Regions from separate parts of the Homo sapiens genome. Here region 2 is linked to region 1. A link is a contact called in ENCODE Hi-C or POLR2A ChIA-PET data. All regions are on one chromosome and are shown on one strand. The core of a region is the stretch at or near the end of the contact, and the rest is flanking DNA. Distances in the headings are between cores, read along the strand shown. Region 1 overlaps ST6GAL1 (ST6 beta-galactoside alpha-2,6-sialyltransferase 1). Region 2 overlaps LINC01991 (long intergenic non-protein coding RNA 1991).

The links. A loop is a pair of places that touch in the nucleus more often than their neighbours do. ChIA-PET counts read pairs that join two places held with the same protein, here RNA polymerase II (POLR2A). Pooled maps may share reads with other maps.
Region 2: a loop to region 1 is called in a map of OCI-LY7, with 5 times the contacts of the local background. The contact joins two enhancer-like sites. A Hi-C loop is called at or near these places in 1 of 168 maps with a recorded cell type or tissue (OCI-LY7) and 1 of 50 pooled maps. POLR2A ChIA-PET finds 5 or more read pairs at or near these places in 1 of 52 experiments (OCI-LY7).

Annotation. Positions count from the first base shown.
Region 1 is chr3:186,998,731-187,002,524 of GRCh38, reverse strand. All of the region lies in intron 2 of ST6GAL1 (ST6 beta-galactoside alpha-2,6-sialyltransferase 1), which reads right to left. Among named protein-coding and RNA genes, the nearest start is that of ST6GAL1, 70 kb to the right of the region's middle. RefSeq lists enhancers at 1,296-1,415, 1,556-1,605, 1,616-1,835, 2,374-3,264, 3,265-3,794. Within about 2 kb of position 1,589, at least 10 of the 41 ENCODE cell types and tissues checked have a DNase peak (open chromatin) inside an H3K27ac peak, as active enhancers do; they include OCI-LY7, where a contact is called at or near this core.
Region 2 is chr3:187,963,725-187,967,588 of GRCh38, reverse strand. LINC01991 (long intergenic non-protein coding RNA 1991) reads left to right here. Exons shown (of 3, transcript NR_135538.1): 2 at 380-860. Among named protein-coding and RNA genes, the nearest start is that of LINC01991, 11 kb to the left of the region's middle. Within about 2 kb of position 1,273, at least 4 of the 41 ENCODE cell types and tissues checked have a DNase peak (open chromatin) inside an H3K27ac peak, as active enhancers do; they include OCI-LY7, where a contact is called at or near this core.

The DNA of each region.
Region 1 (3,794 bases), core at 340-2,839:
CCATGTAAAAAATGAGGGAAAGAAGTCCTTGGCATTTTCCAGACATAATGACTACATTGACTTTTCCTGAGGGAAAGTTGGACAGACCAGGGAGAGGAATGAGCTGTGCTCAAGGGTCTTTTGGGTCATTTCTTTGCATTTCCTAAAGAATATGTTTTTTACCTTATCATGTAGACAACTTTGATCTGTGCTGCTGAGCATAAAGAAACATTTGATAGCTTCCATAAACCTGACAGTTTGACACTAAGTGTGGGAGGGAAATCACTAAACTAATAAGTATATGAAATATCATCCCTTCTTTGTGGAATTATGAGCTCATTCATCTCCAAAACAAAATTACATTAAAAGCTTCAGACACACGAAAATGTTGATTTGCCTCCCATTTGTTTCAAGATGGCCTTAAACCTAGAATGTGGACTTAAAAATACACCATAACAGAAAATATGGTCAGATCTAACAGCTAATTACAACACCAATATAAGGCAACAAAGCTCTCTCTTTGGTAGAGTAGAAAATAAAGCTAAAAACATTGTTTGTTTGTTTTGTTTTTGGGTTTTTTTTTTTTTTTTGAGACAAAGTCTCACTCTGTTGTCCAGGCTGGAGTGCAGTGGCGTGATCTCGGCTCACTGCAACCTCCGCCTCCCGGGTTCAAGCAATTCTCCTGCCTCAGCCTCCTGAGTAGCTGGGATTACAGGCGCGCGCCACCACACCCGGCTAATTTTTGTATTTTTAGTAGAGACGGGGTTTCACCATGTTGACCAGGCTGGTCTCAAACTCCTGACCTCGTGATCTGCCCGCCTGGGCCTCCCAAAGTGCTGAGATTACAGGAGTGAGCCACTGAGCCCGGCCGTTTGTTTGTTTTTCATTACATATATGGTGGGCCCTTTATGTGCAGGACACTGTGTGAAATGCATTTTCTCACTTAAACCCCTAACATGATGCTGAAGTAGATGCCATAATCCCATTTTACAGATGAAGCTGAAGTCCAGAAAGGTCAGCCATTTGACCAAAGTGGGCCTCCAGAAAGCAATGGAAGTGAGATCCAAACCCAGGTTTACAACAGTTATTGAGCACTACTTATGTGCCAGGCACTGATCTCAGCACTTTTCAAGTATTAACAGATTTAATCCCCACTGCAATATTACAGGGAGACATTGCTGTCACCTGATTTTAGATGAAGAAATGAGGCAGAGAAAGGTAAAATAATTTGTCCAAAGTCACACATCCCTCTGATTCAATGCCTGAGACAGATCTATGTGCAGTGGAGGGTATGGAAAGTGACATGCAGGTCATCCCTTTCCTCGGGCTGTGGACATTTCAGAATGTCCAGGGTTCGGGTAGGAACACTGAGTTCTACCTCGCTTCTGTGCCACTGTGGGAAGTTGAGGCCAAACTTAGTGAAGCCACATGGCCAGCTTGAAACCTGTGGGTCTTCGGGTTTGGCTCTCACCATTCATCTGCAAAGAAAAGCTGTGTAACCCACCTTCTCCCGAGGAAGGCACCTTTCTGCCAACAATGGCCTCACCTGACACTCTGGTCAGTTACACAAGCACTGTTCTAAAAAGCATCTGGGGAAGTACGCACAAATGCATGGCCCATTTCTACTCCAGTTAAATTTAGCAAAACTTTGAGTAAATTTTCACACCCAATGCTGGTGATTAATAGCAAAACAGTTGTGCTCATGTATCACTCATGGCTGGGAAAACAGAAGTGAAACCTTACGAAAATACCTCAGAACAACCAACAATAGTTGAAAAACAGAAAAGAAACATAAATGTGTGGGTGCCTACTGTAGCATCAAATGTAATGCTGAGAAAATTTGGAACAACCTAAATATCTAGCCATAGGAACAAGCAAAATTGTGATCCAGAAGTCCATCGATTGCCTATGAAGCCATTAACAAAAGACATGCACTATAAAGATGAAAAACAATGTTTATAGAAACAAAATAAACTTTTTTTTGAGCCAGAGTCTCGATCTTGTCACCCAGGCTGGAGTGCAATGGCAAAATCTTGGCTCACTGCCACCTCGGCCTCCCGGGTTCAAGCGATTCTCCTGCCTCAGCCTCCCGAGTAGCTGGGATTACGGGCACCTCCACCAAGCCTAGCTAATTTTTTTTTTTTTTTTTTGTATTTTTAGTAGAGATGGGGTTTCACCATGTTGGCCAGGCTGGTCTCGAACTCCTAACCTCAGGTGATCCACCCACCTCAGCCTCCCAAAGTGCTGAGATTACAGACGTGAGCCACCACATCCGGCCCAAAATAAACTTTTGGTCAACACTAAAATTGTAATTCTATTAAAAGCTTGCTTTGCAAACAGACTATGATTACAAGTGACCATTGTTACAAGTGAACAGTAATGTGTCAGGAGGCAGGATACATTTTAAAAATGTATCTTGGCTGGGCACCATGACTCATGCTTATGAATCCCATCACTTTGAGAGGCCAAGGCAGGAAGAATGCTGGAGGCCAGAGGTTCAAGATCCGTCTGGCCAACATACTCTACAAAAATGTTCTTAAAATAGCTCAGTGTGATAGTGCACGCCTATAGTCCCAGCTACTCAGGAGGCTGAGACAGGAGGATCCCAAGCCCACAAGTTCAAGGCTGCAGTGAACTACAATAGCCACTCCAGCCTGGGCAACAGAGGAGGACTCTGTCTCTAAAAAAAATATAAATAAATAAAAGTGTATCTTTACTGCTGTCATAATGTTTGTGAGTAAAACAAGAAAAACAAGTTTAGCACCAAGTTTGTTGCCCCCAGAGCACGCACATGGCCCTCCTACTCCACTTACCCTCCATTAGAATATAGTAGTCTTGGCTGGACACGGTGGCTCATGACTGTAATCCCAGTGCTTTAGGAGGCCAAGACGGGAGGATCATGAGGTCAGGAGATCGAGACCATCCTGGCTAACACGGTGAAACCCCATCTCTACTAAAAATACAAAATTAGCCAGGCGCAGTGGTGCACTCCTGTAGTCCCAGCTACTCGGGAGGCTGAGGCAGGAGAATGGCCTGAACCAGGGAGGCGGAGCTTGCAGTGAGCCGAGATCGTGCCACTGCACTCCAGTCTGGGCTACGGAGTGAGACTCCGTCTCAAAAAAAAAAAAAAAAGAGATTATAGTAGTCTTCCTTCAAGGCGACAAATCCGGGCCTACTTCTTCCCCGGATGTCTTGCCTTAGCATAGGGGACAGAAACACATTTATTCAGCACCCATAATGGCCTGGCCCTGACATAGCTGAGCTGTTCCTATGCATTATCACCTTGAATGACACACACCTTCTACGAGGCGAGTGGTGTTAATGGTCCCACGGCCCTAGACAGAGGCTTACCGCCTAGTGAAAGGATTCCCTTAACTTTCGCATATGCATTTAAAAAGGAGGATTCCCTTTACTTCCCCAGGGCCAGCTGCCTCCACAAGAGCAAGTTTAACAATGGTTTGGAAATAAGATACCCCTGCATTGCCCCCGGGCCCCCTTCCTGGTCGGCTGGCAGTTGGCCACAGTGGGAAGAGGAGGGAGAGGCCAGGATCCAGTTCTGTTGCTTTCCAGCTTCGTGCCCCCCAGGCAAGTTACCTAACCTCTCTGGGCTTCATTTCCTCAACCATTAGATAGTTCTGTAATAAACTTTTCACGTGATTATTGAACTATATGAAATAATATACGTAAAATGCTTAGAACTGGGCTCCACAATGCAACAGCCACTAGCCAGATGTGGCTAGGCCAGATGAGACGTGCTGTAAGTGTAAAAATACACACTGAAGATTTCTTATGGAAAAAGGAATGTAGAAAGTATG
Region 2 (3,864 bases), core at 24-2,523, 970 kb before region 1:
ATCTAGAATAATCATGGGACTGGAAGTTTCTTAATAGTTCTTCTCTAGGTTTTTGCACTTTAAATACCCTGCAGGTCTTTTCATTCTAATATAACATAATCACAGTAATAAGAAGTGTGACAAAGCTCTAGTAGTTCATGGTGCCTGTGCCTCATTCACTCGTCAGCGAAGCCTCCCTCAGCATCCCCTCCCCACATCCATCCCTGCACACTGCACCCTCTCCAAGCTGCTGCCAGCCGTGCTGCTCCCCTGCCTCCTTACTGGAGTGCAAGCCAGTAAAAAAGGAAGCAAATTCGGTTATGTAAAGCACATTCTGGGTAAGGAAAGGCAAGCATGTGTTTCTGCTTGACTGAAATTGGTTTTTTTTTTTCCCCACCAGTTTGTCCTCTTATCGGGATACGTCAGAAATTAGAGAGACCCTGGCAATCACAGCTTCCACCTCCTCATTTTACAAATGAGCAACTAGGCTCAGAGTACAGAAGTGGCTTTCCCAGGGTCACACAGCCAGCTTGTGACAGAGTCAGGATTCAAGTACCATCTCCTGACTTCTCCATTGCACCAGACGTCGATAGAACACAGAGAACCTAAAAGAAGAAAGAAAAAAAAATAGAGCTTTTGGGAATATATTGGGCTTCTGGTTTTCAAGGACAATTTTATGATAAGTAGCAATGATGCCTCAAAAGCTCTGGTAGCTAGCTTGAATGAACTTATGTAATAAACATTTATCACAGAACATGTGTCATCAAACACCTGCCAGTTCTGAGCGTTGGCACCAAAGCTGCTTTCATTGTCAAAGAAAAGAGGGGGAAAGGAACTTGGCTGAACAAAGCTGGCAGACGTTTATACTAGAAAATTTAGAGGTAATTTCTAGAGGAACAGAAACACATTTTCAAAGTCTTATAAAATTTATTTAAATGTGATTGGGTGAATTTAGCAGTTAAAGAAGTGAAGAACACTGAGGTCCAATTGGTGCCTGAGGCTTCTTCCAGGACCCAGTCTTTTCTGTCTGCCTTGGGCACAGATTTCTAGATGCCTGAAGATGGACAGGCCCAGAGGTTGCCCAGAGTGATGTCTGAGATTACTGATCTCTATCTAGGCTTCCATAGAAACACATCCCAAAACGTTCTTGGTTCTTATTGGAATCTCATCTCATTTGCAGAACATGGCCAGAGTCAAAGAGACATGGACCATGTGTCACTCAGACTGAGTCCATCCATACAAAGAGAATTCTCTAGCCTGTATTGGAAGTCAATCTACATCAGCATGACAGGGCATGTAGCCGAATACGTGGCCACTTCCCTTTGGCTACCCACACATTTTTGAACTGCAAGATCTGTTCTTTATCTACTCATCTAATGGTTATTACTGGGAGAGCACTGGACTATAAATTCTGTTGCACTTGCAGGTGTAATGAGCTCTTTGAACCTCAGTTTCCTCACCCATCAGATACTATTCATTATCTGCCTTGCGGACAACACCTAGTTGTTGGGAACATTGCATGAATGGCAGGTGGAGGTGCTTTGTAAACGCTAAAGCCTGCCATGAATGTGAAGGAGTGTTGCTACTCTTCTGTGCCCAACAATGTGCTAGCACCAAGGGAGTTCAAAAGAAATGTGAGACATGGTCCCTACCCTCCAGGAACTTACAACTCATTGTTGGGAGACCAAGACACATCCCCTAAAAACAGATATGTAACACCTCAAGTCTGTGAAGTACTTACTATTTAAATGATGCCCAGAGCCTCTGAATCCCCTAGAAGTACAGAGGAGGGGGAGATCATTAATGGTGTGGAGAAGTTGGAGGAGGTGAGACGATGCCAGGTGATAAAGTAGACAGAGAAGATGAAGGTCTTTTTTTTGAGACAGGGTCTCACCCTGTTGCCCAGGCTGGAGTGCAGTGGCATGATCGGCCCACTGCAACCTCCACCTCCTAGGTTCAAGCAATTCTCGTGCCTCGACTTCCTGACATAGCTGGGACTACAGGCGCACACCGCCACACCCGGCTAATTTTTGTATTTTTAGTAGAGACAGGGTTTCACCATGTGGGCCATGCTGGTCTCGAACTCCTGACCTCAAGCAATCCACCCACCTCAGCCTCCCAAAGTTCCGGGATTACAGATGTGAGCCACTGTGCCCTGGCCTGAAGAAGGTCTTTATGGGTACGGCATGACTGCTGGAGAGTTTTGTCACCGCTGCTTAAGGAAGAGCTTCCCAATGTTGGATATGTCTGTAACTTCATAATTTTTTTTTAATTTTGCGCTTTTGTGAATTTCCTCAATTGGCTTTCTTATTGGCCCCCAGGATCACACAGAACACTTCAAACTCCTCTTACGTGTTCTTGATTTCATCATTTAGCTGAAGATGCAGGCCCTGTCTTTCTTTCTGAGTTTTCCTTAGCACCCTCCTTTTAAATTACCTTTTTCATTGGTTAAATGCCATGAAACTTCATCAATTCTAGTTTTAGCTATCACTTGACCCAAAGACAAGAGAGTTGAATCCTGGACCTTAAAGAAAAAGAAAAAAGGAAAAAAAGCTTGTGGGAACCTTATTTACCTCAACTGGGGAAATTTTTTGCTCTTGCGCAAAGGTCAGGTCCCGTGAAACTTGTGAAATAGGTGTTTTTATCTCTTTTCTTTTCCAACTGATCAGATAGATATCTTTCCAGGAATTTGGTGTCAGAAATCAAATTCAATGAGTGGGAAGTTTGACAAGATTCAGGATAGTCTTGCCAAATAGCACAAGAGAGGAGGTAAAGTTAGGTCAGGTCAAGGGGGCAGCAAAAATGAAGTTTATAACAGATATACTGTATATTTGTCATGGGAAAGGGCTTCAGTCAATAGCAATTGATATTAATAAAACATAAAAGAAATGACAATAAACAATCAGGATAACTTTGAAACAACTTCTTTTTATGTAGGTAACATTAAAGAAAATTAAAGAAAAGGAATCGCTTTATTTTATAAAATAAATGCACTACTATTTGCAAAAAAAAATTTACCTAAAAATGCTGCTACTGAACAAACAAAACTACCCAAAATTAGAGAACAAAAGCATAAAAATTGTTAACAAATAAAAAAACTATATTTTTGAAAAGTCTTAGATGATACACAAAAAATGCAGATTTGTATAAATACACCATCGCCCTGGGATGACCTCTTATCATTGTCTAAGCAAGTTGTAGTGCCACGGTGTGTTTCAGACTATGCTATAGAAAATCTTTAGCACTCACCTTAAAAGTTTAAAGTAGAAAGAACAACCTTTAACAGGATCATAGAAAATGTTCCATCAGATCAAAACAAACAAGCAAACAAACTGAAGCAGGTCATTTTTCTCTTTTTGGCACTGTGCAGGACCATATGCTTCCAGAGATGGGAATTTAAAAATAGCCTGTCACACAGCTCACATTGTAATGCTGGGACATGATGCGGGTGGGAAAGATTGCCTCACACTTAATAATAGTGACACTTCACATTTACACCAACCTCTTTGCAGAGTAACCAAGAGTATTTCTCAGTTCTTTTTTTCCTTTAAAAATAATATGATCTTCTTGATACCCTGTAAGTGGAACAGGAGGGAGTACAATTCTTCCCACCTTACAGAGAAGGCGATTGAGGCCTCCAAAGGTAAAGTGACTCACTCAGGATTACAGAGTTACCCAGGGATCAGCACTGTGCTGTTCAAAATACACCAGGCTGCCAACTGCAGCAATATCCTGGGCCTGTGAGAACCGTGGGTTCATAGGATGTTGCACAAAAAAGAGAGAAATTTGCTTCCCATTGCCTCTGTTTTGAAATGTACTGCCTTTCATCTTGAGCATTTCATAAGTTTCTAATTTTAAGGCAAATTGCTTATAAGCCATGGTGAC